2 separate regions of the Homo sapiens genome follow, and region 2 is linked to region 1. A link is a loop called in an ENCODE intact Hi-C map of the cell type or tissue named here. Cell type or tissue: heart right ventricle. All regions are shown on one strand. Links, peaks and the distances in the headings refer to the core of each region. The heading gives the core; the rest is flanking DNA.

The links. Peaks named below come from ENCODE experiments on the same cell type or tissue, not always from the same donor. Only the 100,000 strongest peaks of a DNase experiment are listed, where the experiment ranks them.
Region 2: a loop joins it to region 1, with 4 times the contacts of the local background. A loop is called at or near these places in 106 of 110 quality-filtered maps.

What each region holds. Positions count from the first base shown.
Region 1 is chr3:58,316,962-58,325,297 of GRCh38, reverse strand. It overlaps RPP14 (ribonuclease P/MRP subunit p14), which reads right to left. Exons shown (of 6, transcript NM_007042.6): 5 at 8,305-8,336; 6 at 5,105-7,858. The coding sequence ends at 7,802. It overlaps HTD2 (hydroxyacyl-thioester dehydratase type 2), which reads right to left. Exons shown (of 5, transcript NM_001348712.2): 4 at 8,305-8,336; 5 at 5,105-7,858. The coding sequence starts at 7,684. The coding sequence ends at 7,178. Among named protein-coding and RNA genes, the nearest start is that of PXK, 12 kb to the left of the region's middle. RefSeq lists an enhancer at 2,554-3,315. In heart right ventricle, for the core only: a CTCF peak has its summit at 4,139 (motif pointing left); no DNase peak of the experiment used is centred there.
Region 2 is chr3:58,419,218-58,427,553 of GRCh38, reverse strand. It overlaps PXK (PX domain containing serine/threonine kinase like), which reads right to left. Exons shown (of 18, transcript NM_017771.5): 18 at 1,427-2,802. The coding sequence ends at 2,594. Among named protein-coding and RNA genes, the nearest start is that of PDHB, 10 kb to the left of the region's middle. In heart right ventricle, for the core only: CTCF peaks have their summits at 4,419 and 7,599; a DNase peak (open chromatin) is centred at 7,592; H3K27ac peaks cover 5,755 bases.

The DNA.
Region 1 (8,336 bases), core at 337-8,336:
CAACATAGTGAGATTCCCATCTCTACAAAAAGTCATAAAATTAGCCGGGCATGGTGGCACATGCCTGTGATCCCAGCTACTCAGGAAGCTGAGGTAGGAGGATCACATGAGCACAGGAAGGTCGAGGCTGCAATAAGCTGTGATCCCATCACTCCACTCCAGCCTGGATGACAGAGCCAGATCCTGTCTCAAAAAAAAAAAGAATAGAAAAGAAATGGCTTAGGCTGAACATGGGGAAACACCCCAAGGCCGGAGCTGATCTAATTTAAATCGGGTTTTTTTCTATAGTCTCAGGCTGCCTAAGGCTAATGAGGAAAGAGGGAACCTCAGTTTTTGCCACACATACAACTACTCAGGGCTCGCAAAAAAAAAAAATGTATATAAAAAAAAAATATATATATATACATATATATACACACACACACATATTTCCCACTGTTGCCAAATGTTTAAATGGCCCACAGGTTGTTTGTCTAACAACTTGATGTTTGCCCAGATTGACTGAAGATAATGAGTTTTAGCAAGGATGCTCCTTAGGCCTGGCAACTACTCTACAAAATCAAATCATAGAAGCTTGTGAAAAACTCAGTGTTTCCTAAGTAGCATGGCCTCCCAACTCAAAATGCTTTTATTTCTTTAAATATTCATGATCTGGATCTAAAACAACAAAACTCAACTCACAGTCATTCTTATTTCCTTTACGTGTTGATATTTTCCACCACATCACAGGGGACTTTTGCCCAGGGTTTATAAGAAGGTCATTTGAATTGCTTTACAGCTAAGAACCACCTTAGGAATTAACTGTGGGGCCTCCTATTAATCTTGTTGTATTTATGCAGTGTTAACATTGGTTCTGGGTTCCTTATGATTTTTGAATTTAAATGGTTTCTTCTAGTTGGTGATTCTGCTCTAACCCACAGTTTCTCTGAAGATGCTGAGAATTAATTTATCTGCTGTGTTTGTAACCCAAAATAAAAGCAAAGATAAGAACAAAGGAGGTGAAACATCTGGGACACTGGAGATACCTGTGGACCAAGACTAATTCAGCAGCACTCCCATTCTGCTCAGAGCTAGATAATAAGCTATGCTGACACATGAGGCATTCACAGTGGCACAGTTGCTCAGAGTGACAGTCATCCCTTGGTAGAAAATGTTTTAATATGAAAACTTAGTAGATGTAATGGCAATTTTCTTTGGGAATAAATTGGTCTCTGAATCATACTCTAAAAACATAAAGGAAAAATGACTAATAATTCAGCACAAAATGAAAACCTGTGGTTACCTAAGAGGTATCAGTGTGCATTTAGCAATTTCTTCTTTTTCTAGGTGAATAAGCATGTCAGGTCCACAAGACAAATGGTGGCTGTTGCCAGGCTTTCTTCCCATTGCTACTCAAGATTTGCTCCTCAGAAAAAGGAATGAGTGGCATTTCACCAATATGGAAATGTTTCCAATAGAGTATAAAAATCCATTAAGCAATTTTCCAGTACATTAGGCTAAAAGTGCTTAAAACGAGTATCTCTTTCTGTGACAATTAAACATCACACAATTTGCAGTCGTATAATACCCCTATGTACAAAGTGCTCGGTCAACTTGGCCTATTTTAGTCATTACTTTTGTACTTATTTCCATGTGTGACCTGGTACAGTCAAGGCCACTTCTCAATTATCTGGGAGAGAATTTCCTAATTTGAGGGTCACTCAGGCTTTCATTAAGAGTCATTCTTTTGAGCAGTTTGTATAGACTCAATGAAAAAGCCAAGCAACCAGTTTTCCTTATAGCCAGCTTTAACAAAGCACGTGTGGTTTGAGAATCTTGACTCTGGATAAAAATGACAAGTTACTAAAGAGAAGTACTGATAACTTCTTGTCTACTTCTCTGTTTCCAACCTTTATTGATTTATAGATTTCAAAGACCATGACTCAGGGAGCATAAAAATGTGGAACTCTGTATGCAGAGGCTCATTCCAGCATTTTGGGAGGCCAAAGCAGGAGTATCGCTTGAGACCAGGAGTTCGAGACAACCTGGGCGACACAGTGAGACCCACATCTCTATAAAAAATACATACATTTTAAAAAAGTGAACATGAAGGCTGAGCACAGTGGCTCATGCCTGTAATCCCAGCACTTTGGGAAGCCAAGGTGGGAGGATTGCTTGAGCCCAGGAGTTTGAGACTAGCCTGGGCAACAAAGTGAGACCTCATCTCTGCAAAAAATCAAAAAATAAGCCAGATATGGTGGTGTGCACCTCTGTTCTCTGCTATATAGGAGGCTGAGGCAGGATTGTGTAAGCCCAGGAGGTGCTGCAGTCATTGCACCACTGCAACTCCAGCCTGGGAGACAGAGTGAGACTCTGTCTCAGAAAACAAACAAAAAAAAAAACAGTGGAAATGCTCACATTGAGTAGCTACTTTTGAAAGTTACACAGTATAAATCAACTATCATTCAGATCTGACATCCCTTCCGTACCCTATATTTTTCATCTTTAACCCTTTAAGCCATTCTTCGGTGAAGACAAATAATCACTGAATGTCGGCTTAGAAAATGTGTAGGTGATATGCATGGGTGGAAGACTTTCAACTAATAGTATTAGGAAAACGCTACAACTCTAGCGGGGAATAAGATCTAGAACATTCCGAAAGCAAAAAGATTGCTATAGAATGATTCCAATTATTTTAATGCCATGTAAGATGCCATTATAGAAACTGACAGTGCTCCAGTTCCAGCAACACGAATGAGGGAAATAAAAATATTTCACCCCAAAATATATTTGTCATATTTTCAGATGGCTGTTCAGAGAGCCAAAAGAAGCAGCCCTGCAAAGCTGTCTTTTTTGGAGAAAACTTGCATTTGCAGAGAATCTGCTTGATGCAGCCAGGCCTTCCCTTGTCTGGATCTCGGGAAGATTAACTTAGTCTGACACTTTAAAGGTCTGAAACATGCTGGACATGGTGGCTCACATCTGTAATCCCAGCACTTTGGGAGGCCGAGGAGGCCAGATCACCTGAGGTCAGGAGTTCGAAACCAGCCTGGCCAACATGGTGAAACCCCATCTCCACTAAAAATACAAAATTTAGCTGGGCATGGTGGCACATGCCTGTAATCCCAGCTACTTGGGAGGCTGAGGCCAAGAGAATCGCTTGAACCCGGGAGGCGGAGGCCACAGTGAACCAAGATCGTGCCATTGCAATCCAGCCTGGGCAATAAGAGCGAGACTCTGTCTCATACAACAAAAAAGGTCTAAAACATTTACCATCTATTCTTTTGAGGGCTGCCACCTGTGGGGCTTCATTTACATAACAAGACCACCTTTGCTAGCCAGGCTTCCCCTTCTCCAGCTCCCCGAACATGTTATGCCACTGATCCGAGCCCACACTCTTTTTGTAACCTTTAGGTGGTATTTAAGCTTCTAAACCCTATTGGGTGGGGGTTTGGGGGGTAATCACTCTGTAGCTCTCCCCTTCATGCAAGCTAATATATTGGTATGCCTTTTCTCCAATTAATTTGCCTTTTCTCAGTTGATTTTTCAGTGAACCTTCAGAGGGCAAAGGGGAAGTTTCCCCTTGGTTCCTACAGGAACCTAAGACCCACAGAGTGATGGAAAAAGGAAAGGCTTTGGAGCCAGGCAGGCCCAAGTTTGAATCCCAGCTGTACTGCTTATTCGCTGAACAACCTTGGGCAAGTCAGTTATCCTACTTAAAAACAGGATAATGTTAACTTCACACAGTTGTTTCAAGGATTAGCATTAATGTAGAAAATCAACTCATCAGGCATTGAAAAAATGGTGGCTATCAGTATCAATGATCACATCCCAATCCAGTTATGGACCTAACTTTAAGACTGCTGCTAAATCCCAGGGAATGAGTTCTGCAGGAGCAAGCAGTCCTGGCCTCAAGTCCGTATATTTGTGCATGTTCCCCATTTTGTTTTGCCATTTGAACACATTTTCAGCATGTCTAGTGATTCACCTATAAATGTCTTCTTCAAGTGGATCTCAGCCTGCACATGCTGCACATTCTGAAACTCACAAGAACAGTATCCTTGCTCCCCACATTGATTTTGGTCTTGTCTTCCACCTTAGAAAACTAGTATATGGTATAATACAGTATTAAAGTTTTAAAGTACTAACTTTATACACAACACTGCCCTCTAGCGACTAGAATAATTTTTTTTTTTTTTGAGACGGAGTCTCGCTCTGTTGCCCAGGCTAGAGTGCAGGGGCACGATCTCAGCTCAATGCAACCTCCACCTCCCAGTTCAAGCAATCTTCCTGCCTCAGCCTCCGAGTAGCTGGGATTACAGGCACGCACCACCACACCCAGTTAATTTTTTTGTATTCTTAGTAGAGATGGGGTTTCATCATGATGGCCAGGATGGTCTCAATCTCTTGACCTCGACCTCGTGATCCGCCTGCCTTGGCCTCCCAAAGTGCTGAGAATTACAGGCATGAGCCACCACGCCTGGCCTAGAATAATTCTTTCTAGTTGTCTGTTCAGCTGCTCTCTGGGTAAAAATTAAAAATTCTGTCATAGATTGTCTTGAATGTGTTGGCTGACATTAGAGAAATGGAAATCATAACTACAATGAGATACCACCTCATGCCCAATAGTAATTTGAACAACAATTTGACAATTCTTTATAATATTAAAGTTACATGATCCAGCAATTCCACTCCTAGAATTTAAAACCTGTCGGCCAGGCGCAATGGCTAACGCCTGTAATCCCAGCACTTTGGGAGGCCGAGGCAGGCAGATCACGAGGTCAGGAGATCGAGACCATCCCGGTTAACACGGTGAAACCCCGTCTCTATTAAAAATACAAAAAATTAGCCGGGCGTGGTTGCAGGCGCCTGTAGTCCCAGCTACTTGGGAGGCTGAGGCAGGAGAATGGCCTGAACCCAGGAGGAGGAGCTTGCAGTGAGCTGGGATCGCACCACTGCACTCCAGCCTGGGCGACAGAGCAAGACTCCATCTCAAAAAAGAAAAAAAGAAAATATATATATATATATATATTTAAAACCTGTGCACATAAAAACCTCTTCTATAATGTTCATAACATTATTTTTAACAGCCCAAAAGCGAAAATAATCCAAATATCAACTGATGTATGGGTAAATACAATGGAATATTATTCAGCCATAAAATAAAATGATGTACTGATACATGCTGTAACATGGATGAACCCTGAAAACATGCTATATCAAAGAAGCCAGTTCCAAAGGATCATACATTGTATGAACTTTTATGAAATGTCCAGAACAGGGAAACCCATAGAGACAGAAAGTAGACTGGTGATTCCCAAAGACTGGAGGAGAGAAATGGATTGACTGCTAATGGGAGGTTCTTTTGGGGGTGATGAAAAATGCTATAAAAAATTGATTTGGTGATGGTTGTACAACTTTGTGGATATTCTGAAAACCACTAAACTGTACACTTTTAAAAGGTGAATTTTATGGTATGTGAATTATATCTCAATTTTATTAAAAAACGGGAAACAAAAAAAAATGGGAAACAAAAGTGTTGGCTGTGTTGGGATGGCCATTTAGTAGTAACATGTTAGGCACATCTCCCCTTCAATATAACCTCCCTGACCCCAGCCCCCAAAGTCTTAAGAATTTGGCCTCCATAATCTTCTTAATATTTATTTCTTACAATTTTTTTTTTTTTACTATAAGCATGTATTACTCATAATAATGGGAGGTAGATCCAAATTTTCAAGGAATAATCTGAACTTTTATAACAGAAACTGTACTTAAGAACACTAATAGAGGTTGGCTGACACCCTGAAAAACTGGTCTGTTACGTTTAACTGTGGGCCAGTCAGCTTCAAACTCAGGAAAACCTCTCACCTCAGTTGCAGGGGAAATGGGCAACAATAATAGTAGCTACTGCTGACAGGCTGGGCCCTGTGCTTAACTCCATCTATCATCTCCACCAACTATCCCACATGGCATGTGCTACCACTATTTTACAGATCAGACCGTTTACATAACTGAGACCGAGGATGCACATACGCCCCTCCCCTGAAACGCAAGTCTCACTGAAGGTAGACTAAGATGCCACCTTGGTGTAAATAACAAATTACAATAAACTCTGACTCAGATACTGAAGAACAGTCTAAAAATATTCATTGATAAAAGGTAGGTGTTCAAAGATGACCCAACTTCTATTTTCGCCTTCAATAATTGTTACACAGTTAAAATACAGTGACAAGCTGCTTCCACATGGCTATAGGTAGGGATTTGTTATCCAAATGCAAATCTATCTAGGTCTGAATTTCTAAAAGTAGAATCTTTTTTTTTTTTTTGAGGTGGAGTTTTGCTCTGTCACCCAGGCTGAAGTGCAGTGGTGTGATTTCAGCTCACTGCAACCTCCCAGGTTCAAGAGATTCTCCTGCCTCAGCCTCCCAAGTAGCTGGGATTACAGGTGCCCGCCACCATGCCCGGTTAGTTTTTGTATTTTTAGTAGAGATGGGGTTTCACATGTTGGCCAGGCTGGTCTTGAACTCCTGACCTCAAGTGATTCGCCTGCCTCAGCCTCCCAAAATGCTGGGATTACAGGCGTGAGCTGCCACGCCTGATTTAAAAGTAGAGTCTTTAAATAACCTTCCCAATACTTCTTTCTTGAGACAGGGTCTCGCTCTGTCACTCAGGCTACAGTGCAGTGGTGCAATCTCAGTTTCTCACCATAACCTCCAGCTCTCAGGCCCAAGCAATTCTCCCACCTCAGCCTCCCAAGCAACTGGGACTACAGGGCCAAGTCACCAAGCACAGCTAGTTGCACTTTTTTTTTTTTTTTTTTTTTGGTAGAGATGGGGTTTCACCATGTTGGCCAGGCTGGTCTTGGACTCCTGACCTCAAGTGATCCGCCTGCCGCAGCCTCCCAAAGTGCCAGGATTACAGGCATGAGCCACCGGGCCCAGCCTACTTCTTGAATTAAAAAACAAAAAACAAACAAAAAACCCAGGCAGATAATGAAATCCTGCATACACTCAAGTCTGCATGAAGCATAAGGCCAAACTGGAAAGTGGGCATTTGAACAACCCTCTTCCTGCTCCCTTCCCCTAACTAAGATGGGCTTCTGGGCCTATCAACCATTCTTTGGTAAAGAGCAGCAATTCCCCATAGGCTCTTTAACAACAGCATTGGTGTTTGAGGTTGCATCTTTAAAACATCTATTTCAGGATTTGGAAGCTTCTGGAACCATAACTTTAACCCAGCCTTCCATAACAGTCTTTTTACTTTCTATTACAGAACATGACACTGCAATAATAGCAATGAACCGCTTCAGCTTTTTCACTTCTGCAGAAGCTAAAACAACTTCTCCAATATATAAAGGGGCTGGAAAGCTAATTTCCTGGGAAAGAAATACACAGCCTGGCCCTGGCATTTTAGTTCCTAGGAGAGCTGAGATAAGTCCGTTGATCAAAACTCCATGTACAATTGTATTTCCAAACTTGGTGTGTTTTGCAAAGTCTTCATTCAAATGCAAAGGATTGACATCCCCTGTTAATTCTGAGAAGGTAGCCACATCAGTCTGTGTGAAGGCCCTCCTAAGTTCAGCGCGGTCTCCAACTTTGATGTGCATATGCTGAAAGTGCTGCAGGGTCAGCACTGGCAGGTTCAGACAGACTGTCCTCCGAAGCCCACCCCACCAAAGGTGATGGCTGGAAATTAGTGGGAACATCTTCAGCACCCTCAAATTTCATCAAGAGCTTTTAGCCTGCTTCAGTCTTCAAACATGCAGGCACCAAAAAATAAATATGAGAGTGGATGAACGTTTCCAAAATGGAAGACTATTCATTCAATCCAATACTAGTTCCCTACTATTACCAGATAATGCAAGAAGAAATGGAGAAACCTAGAAGAGAAAGAAAAAGGTTAAGGCATTGGGAGAAACCACACTGAAGCACAGGGCAATGGGGAAACATGCCCAGTTTTACAGGATAAACAAAGCTGATGCAGGAGCATTTTACAGAGCATCCTGAGAGGAAGCCTTCGATAACAAGTGGTCACATCTCAAAAAGAGCGTACCAATATATAACACACAAGGCATTAAGTGTTAAATAAAAAAAGTAAGCCTTAACCACAGGGTTGCAAGTTTTATCCCAAAACATCTCCCATAGATTTTAAAATCTAAGTGCTCTGTCTCACATTTTTGGAAACAATCAAGTCCTTTATTTTCCCCTACTTAGATCATTTTAACCATATTACATTTATGCAAGCACAAAAATGAGTTGTGTATATTAAGAAGCAGTTGACCCATCACTCAGTCTTGTTTGGAATATGTGAGGGAATAGTCTTTACCTGAATCACCCGGAAAGCACATTTTTTGCCTT
Region 2 (8,336 bases), core at 1-8,000, 100 kb before region 1:
GCAGCCTCCACCTCCCAGGTTCAAGTGATTCTCCTGCCTCAGCCTCAGTAGGAAATTAGCCACCACATCCGGCTAATTTTGGTGTTTTTAGTAGAGGTGGGGTTTCACCATGTTGGCCAGGCTGGTCTTGAACACCTGACCTCAGGTGATCCACCTGCCTTGGCCCTCCCAAACTGCTGGGATTACAGGCATGAGCCACCACACCTGGCCATGACTATTGTATTTTTATATTGAAAGAATTGGCTGGGCTGGGCGTGGTGGCTCATGCCTGTAATCCCAGTACTTTGGGAGGCCAAGGCGGGCAGAACATGATGTCAGGAGATCAAGACCATCCTGGCTAACATGGTGAAACCCTGTCTACTAAAGCCGGGCATGGTGGCATGCGCCTGTAGACCCAGCTGCTCGGGAGGCTGAGGCAGGATAATTGCTTGAACCCAGGAGGCGGAGGTTGCAGTGAGCAGAGATGGCGCCACTGTACTCCAGCCTGGACAACAGAGCAAGACTCCGTCTCAAAAAAAAGAATTGGCTGGGTGTGGTGGCTCAGACATGTAATCCTAGCACTTTGGGAGGCCGAGGTGGGTGGATCCCTTGAGTGTAGGAGTTCAGGACCAGCCTGGGGAACATGGCAAAACCCCATCTCTACAAAGAAAAGATAGATAGAAAAAAAAAAAGTCAATGTGGGTAGAAAACTTGAAATTCTATTTATTAAGAAATTAGTGCTGCCAGGCCACAGTAGCTCATGCCTATAATCCCAGCACTTTGGGAGGCTGAGGCAGGGATTGCTTGAGCCCAGGAGTTTGAGACCAGCCTGGGGCAACGTTGCAAAAACCCTGCCTACAAAAACAAAACAAAAAAAACAAAACAAAAAACCCAGGTATCTGGTGGTGTGCCTATAGGAGGATTGCTTGAGCCCTGGGAGGTCAAGGCTGCAGTGAGCTGTGATTGGGTCACTGCACTCCAGCCTGAGTGAAAGAGCGAAACCCTGTCTTAAAAATAACAACAAAAGAAATTAGTTCCATGTGGAAAATAAGCTGATACTGTACAAGACCATTACCTGTTTGTATTCATATATCTGAACTATCCAGAATAGTCAGCAAAACTGACTTCAGAAGGACTCAGGCCTCACAAGCCTCCATCAGGTAATCACCTAGGTTGCATCACACTTGAAACAGGAACTTCTCCACAGACTCTCCAAATGCCTAATTCTAATAGCATTCTCTTTAAAATTATGGCAAAGTTTATATCAGTTGTTTTTCCCATTTCCAAAGATCAGATATTCTGTCAAATACTGCCCTCCAGAAGCTGAGATGGAAAAGATGGGTTTAAATTAGTTAGAGAAGCATATAGGTGGTACCTAATTTAAGTAGCAAGGCAGGATTTTTAGTTCTTAGAGGAAAAGTGAGACACAAAAGAATAAGAGACAGGATAGGTAGGAAGGAAACCTTAGACTGTGTGAATCTATTCTTTGCTAACAACAGACGCTACAAAAAGTTCTCATTTGAAATATCTTGTCAAGCTACAGACAACACGTTTTCTTGACATGATTTTAATAAAAAATACAGCTGACATAACAGATTACATGAAACTATACACAATGACATTCTCTGCATAGTAACCAACACTGATGTGTGTACTTGAATTTTTAAATGGATTATTTATAATCCTTTAAAGTGCAATTTATTGAAAGGTTTAAGCAAATCAGGATAAAGGATCTTTCTAATAAATGACTAACATTAAAGAGATGCTATATTGATATATTTAGATAAATCTTTCAAAAATCATAATTGATTTCTATAGATGCCAAATTTACTTCTGTTGTAACAATGACCTGCCCCCCTCAAACCCCAAACTTAATTGCTGAGGATTAAGAAGATCCTCTAATTGGCAAGAGCTTTTTCTGATGTTAATATTTTTGTCTGTTTCAATACATCTAACTAAAAAGAACTATGGGTCTAGAGTAGTTGCTTTAGCAGCCCTGAGTTCTATAACCACAATGGTATTCCTGTTAGAACTTAAGAGAATGTTGTGAACGTTCCCCATTCTATTTGAGGAGAAAACAAAGAACTCAGTTGCTTTCTGATTTAGCAAAGTAACTATGCTTTGGGCTATAGTGTTAATGTCTAAGATAAAGGTAGCAAAAATTGGAGTTATCTAAGAATCAGAAAATGCTTTAGAGAAATGAACTGTAAGAGGAATGTTTCTAGGAGCTGTCTGATGGGGTAGAAGGGATTGCAACACAAAGGCCATTTACTGCTGTGATTGAATATTGTCATTGTTTTTCTGTCTATTTCCTTTAGTTGGTGAAAATATTTCAATATGCTGCTGTCCCAAAAGCCTGGCCATTAGAGGATAAACAAGACTCCTTTACAGGGTTAATAAAGGAGCAAGATCTTAAGGGAGCAATGCCAGCCTAACTTTATTCTGCTTAAAGAATTATTTCTCTCGAAAAGCTGCTTACATGAGCATCTGCAAAATAGTACTGTTTGTGGCTGTACTGGCTCAGCAATTACTTTCCCAGGAAGAGGGTAGTTTGGGGGGTAGGGGTGAGTAGGAATAAAAAAGAACTTTTCCCTCCAAGTGTAAACAGGAAGCTTCAGCCGATCTTCGGAGCACTGTGATCACAGGTTTTGGCTTTCCTCAAAGTTCCTTTTTGGAAATTCTGGATGGAGCTGAGCAAGGCCCCTCGGCTCATGCCATTCACAGCCTGAGACGAGAGCTGGGCAGGTGCCTCGGTGCTCGCAGGAGGCAAGGGAGCTGCTGGTGGTGGTGGAGGTGGAGGAGGTGGAGGTAATGCAGATATCCCTGTGGAGGAAAAGGGGGACAATCAGTATTCACCTCCACAGCTGCCCTGCACACACGCTGCTGCTCAGTCCTGAGCACAACGGACTGGTGAGAGTCCACATGTTTTTCTCAGAGGGACCAACATACCTAGTACTGTATGAGTTCTTAAAATACTAAAGAAAGCTAGAAGCATCAAAGGGGAATTAAAAGTTGCCATGTTTCTCAAACAATAGTCATGTTAAAGGCTGTTGGAACAAATAATTACAGATTACATGAAACCACATATGGTGACATTCTCTGCATAGATGAGGCTCTGACCCCATTTGCAAAGTAATAGTCCCCAAAGAAGAGTTCCATCTATCAGTTACTTTAGCCAGGTCCCAGGAAGCTCTGTCTGCTTCTGAGCTAGCAATTAAAGATAGACATCTGCATGATGGAGTTGGGCTTCCTGAATGTCAGTTATTCATAAGGGGTGAACAGTTCTTTCGCTGCTCCAACATACACAATGTTTGAAGGATGTGATCTTATGTAAAATGACAGACCACTCAGGATTCTCAGCAAGGAATCAGTGCCTCCTGGGTTATGCATTTCCCAGAGGAGTCTGTCTCGAATAATAATTTCCTATTAGGTTGCATTAAAGAAATATAAAATGCTAATAACTGTTAGCAATGCAAAGCAGGGGGCAGAGGGGTCTCTCTGCCATGGTATTCTTACAGAGAAATCCTTCTCAAGTACTGTTCTCTCCATTGTGGCCCAACCAAGGAACAGGACATAACTGCACTAAATGTCTTTGACGAAGCATCAGGAGAAACTAGAATGTCGTGCTGTACCGCAGTGGGCAAGGAGAGGGAAACTGGGCAGGTGTCTAAAACTTCCCTCAGCTTCCAGGCACATGGACATTTGCAACTCGAATTTTATATTTTAGAATCAATGAATGGTTCTCTCAGGACAGAATAAACACCCGAGTTCAGAAAAAGCCTTGCCTTAAAGAATGTTCCTGTGCCACAGTTAGTTGCCTCGTCTCCTGTGACCTTGCAGCTCTCTGAGACTCTGTCAGATGCTGTCTCTGTCCCTCCCAGGGCTACTCCAGGGAGACATTCTGCCAGGTGGTTTCCCCTACACTGCTACTGAGTTGTGATAAGTAACAGGTAAAGCTACCCTACTTAAGTTTGTATGGACGACTGGCTCAGAATCACCAACACAATACTCAGGTAAGTACATCCTTTTCACCAAGTGTGACAGGTATGGGTTAAAGTCTTACAATAGAAAATCACTTACCTTTCTTTACATCTTTTACTCAAACCTAAGGCAGCTGAAATTAAAGAATCACACAAATACACACGCTCATGCTCTGCAATCTTGGAATGCTCAAAGATAGCAATACAAATAAAGACTAAATACAGACAAATGACCAACATGTTCATTGGTTCTACACAATAACAACTGATGAATGAAATTGTTATGTTTTATGCTAAGGTGGATTGTGGGAAAATGTTCCTGGCTTTATGTCACCAGGTTACAGAGATAAAAAGGACTTTAAACCTGAAGTAACTGTTGAAGTGGGAAAACGGAGAATAAGCATGTGTGATGAGCATTCCTCTGAAGAGGACTTCTGGAGAGCAACCAGTGAAATACCAGGAGGAGGGGAGACCTCTGCTGAAGGTTTTTGGAACTGAGTCTCTTGACTGCAACACCAAGTGGGCCCGAAGGAGTGAGCTCTGCCCACTTGGGGGTAAGTAGGTGCCAGTGCCCTTCCCCAGCACCCTCCCACCCAATAGCCAGAAAAGGGCAGTGGAATCTGGACTTGATATTCAGGGCCACGTAGTGTAACAGAAGGAGCTCCAGGGTTTCTGCCTCCCAGGTTTGTGCTTTGACCCCCGGCAGAAGAATCACTGTGCAGTTAAGGACAGGCTCTCGGCTGCGGCGGTACTTGGGAGTTCTACTAAAGGCTCAGCACTGGCCATCTAGAGACTGACTAGCCCTCCAGGCAAGGATTTTGGGGGGCTGGAGACGGGCCTCAGGGCTGGGCTGAGGGGTAGGGGCTGCCATCTTGGCACAGAACAAAACTGCTTGGCCTCACAGAGAACCAACCCTTGGTTTTGGCGTCATTACCAGGCCCTCAAAATTAGAAGTGCAAATGCACCACCGCAGAGTTTGGGAGTTGAGGGTGGGGTTCAGTACATGGATTTTCCACTGTCCAAGTAAATGGACATGGATTTTCCACTGTCACTTTAAATGAGTCTCTTTGAAAATGTAGGTGGTGTCAATAAATACACTGTCCAAAGGGCTCCAGGGCTCCAGTAAAGCAGATGGAACGAAAGGACAGGCAGCAGGATCTCCCTGATGTGGCCTCAGCAGGCTGGAGCAGTCCGGTGGGGCTTGATGTCCCAGCAAGTCCACTTTTCCTCACTGGGCCTACAACAACCATGGTGGCTCTTATGTACAACCAGGGCAAGGAAGGCCAGACCCAGCTTGCCAGTTTGGAACACTCTGGAGGGGAGAGGAGGTCTAGGGGTCAGAAGGTGGAAACTGGAGGAGGCAGGAACACAGACCTGGGACTCGGTCTCACTCAGTCTGCCCCATTGATTGTTTTTGGCTTTTCCTTTTGGCCCTTTCCATGGTCCACAAGCTTCCTGAAAGGTCCGTTGGGGCTTCAGCTACAACACATGGCTAACAATGGAGGAAGAGGGGGCAGGGGCAACAAGGGCCAAATGAAAGTTACCATTTGGCCTGTGACAAACCTGGGAACAACTGCCTGCTGCCTGCGCGCTCTCCACCCCTCAGATGTGAATGAGGCCTTCCTGCCAAGAGACCTCCAATACCCTTATCTCCAGGCCACATATGAGAGCAGACCGATTCCATGTTAGACTTATGATACCTGAATTTGCACCCAGGAAGGGGGATGCTGCAAACAGCTTACCTTCAGTTACGACCAGGTCAGTCCCGATTTCTCCCATCTCACTTTCTCTTAGACAAAATCCCTGAGAGCCAACTACTTACTCTACCCACCCCAAAATCTTCTCCACCAAACCACACGGGAACCTGGCAGTCCAGCAGAGGCCCTGTCAGAGGGCAGAGAATGCTGCAGGGAGAGCGTAGGTCAGATCTAGGGAGGAATGCCAGGCCAGAAACCCCCTTGACAGCCTTGTGGACAGGATGTCTGAGGGTCCCTCCCTCCAGTTCCTTTTTTTCTGAGATGGAGTCTCGCTCTGTTGCCCAGGCTGGAGTGCAGTGGCGCGATCTCGGCTCACTGCAAGCTCCGCCTCCCGGGTTCAAGTGATTCTCTGCCTCAGCCTCCCGAGTAGCTGGGATTACAGGCGCGTGGTACCATGCCCACCTAATTTTTGTATTTTTAGTACAGATGGGGTTTCACCATGTTGGCCAGGTTGGTCTTGAACTCCTGATCCTTGTGATCCGCCCGCCTCAGCCTCCCAAAGTGCTGAGATTATAGATGTGAGCCACTGCGCCTGGCTCCCTTCCCCACCGACTCTTAGGCCCATGTTAGCAGCCAGCAGTGGGTAATCTACAGTCTCTCTAATTCTGAGCTCCTTTGTGGTCACATACAGGAAGGGAGGCCAAGTGGCCATGAGACCACACTAGGGTAACACCAGACTTACCAGCCACCCTCAGGAGAGAACCGAAGCAGGCAAGCCCCCAGCTCTCGGGAGAACCACCTTCTCCTTTGGCTTCAGGCAGGTGAGGAGGCTGTACTCCTGTCACAGCTCGAGAATTATAAAGGATGCTTACAAAAGAACTGTTTTTCCCTACCGTCAGTTATAAAAGCCAGTAAGTTGTCTCCCTGTAACTAAGAGCTCAAGTGCCTAACACTCTTTCCTCTTCATCAGAGTAACTAGGAATCAACATTTTTGCAGCAACGGGACTTTGAGAGTTATGGTTTCCAAAATTAAAATATACCAAAATGCCATGCAGTTGATTTGCAGGTTTTAGAGCTGTATTTTAAAACTGAAATCAGAGTGAAAATGAAGATTTTGAAGGTCATGATGAAAATGAAATGAATATAGATGAAGTCACTGGGTGCTTTTTAAAGATGCTGTATTTCATTTAAATATTCAGATAAGGAAATAGTCTCAAATCTGCTTTCCCACTTGTTCATCACTTCAGCAATCGAGACACTTTGGGTCCTATTTCACACACAGAAACAGAGCATCTTTAAAGTCTGAGAAATCAGCATAGTTTACTTTACCGAAAATTCACGTTCAAAATGGTGCATGCTCTACTGAAAACAGCAAAGAGAGAGAGAGAAAGGGGGGACACAAGTCATTATTCAGATTTTAGTGTCATTTAATCAAATAGTAACAGACAGTAAAATATTAGTCTGAATCACAAGCTGATTATTCTCACTTCGAAACTAGGATATACTCAAATTAACCACAGCACTGGTTTGTAAACACGATTGTGAGCCTTTTAAAACATGGCAAACGTATTTATAGAATAACCAATGAGTCGCTTTTTGAGCCACCTAATGAGTCACTTTCTTCATGTTCTTTGTCCTCTGAGCCAGTTAGATACTATTTTTATTTATTTACAAGCATGACGCTCACTTCAGAAAAGCCATGAAGGTTTTACCTCTGAAGAGCAGAATGGATATGAGGAGTGTGCTTAGTTCTATTATTAAACAAGGACAGTTGATCAAGATGGGAGAAAAATGAAAACCCATAACTTTTTTCCAAGCAAGTCTTCTAGAGTCTACAATAGATTTGTCTCTTTAAAGTTGGGAGGAGTGTGAGCAGGCCTAAGGCCAGAGATCCTGGGCAAGCATCCTCAAGGCGGAAGCACTGGGCCCCTCCCTGAGGCCCTGTGAGCCCCTCCCTAGAGGCTGAATTGGGCAGTGAAACTTACTTAAGGCCATAAAGCCGTTTTAAAAAGGAAAGCAAGGCAAATGTTTTTCTTGTCTTCTTTTAAACTGACTAGATCCCCAGCTAAATGTGAAGGATCATGCTTTGGTAAATCTCAGAGTTCCTAATGAACCAACTCTGCCCCACAGCCTTTTCCTGGAAAGGGGCTGGGAAACGGAAAAGAGGCCCTCCAGCCTTCTCAGTACCATTGTTCCCCAAGGCTAGCCAGAGAAACTTGAATCCCTCCTTCTCCAAGGTGGGTCACAGAAACAGAACCCCTTTTCCCCAAAGCAAGCCATCATACCTAAAAATATTACTCTCCCTCCACCTTTCTGTGTAAAAACTGTCCATAAAGAAATAACTTGGCTGGGTGTGGTGGCTCACGCCTGTAATCCCAGCACTTTGGGAGGCCAAGGCGGGCGGATCACCTGAGGCCAGAAGTTCGAGACCAGCCTGGCCAACATGGCGAAACCCTGTGTCTACTAAAACTACAAAAAAGTAGCTGGGCATGGTGGTGGGCGCCTGTAATCCCAGCTACCTGGGAGGCTGAGGCAGGAGAATTACTTGAACCCAGGAGGCAGAGGCTGCAGTGAGCCAAGATCGAGCCATTGCACTCCAGCCAGGGCAACAAGAGTGAAACTCCATCTCAAAAAAGAAAAGAAATCACCTGACCTACCTTGTCTGACTATAGGTTGTAAG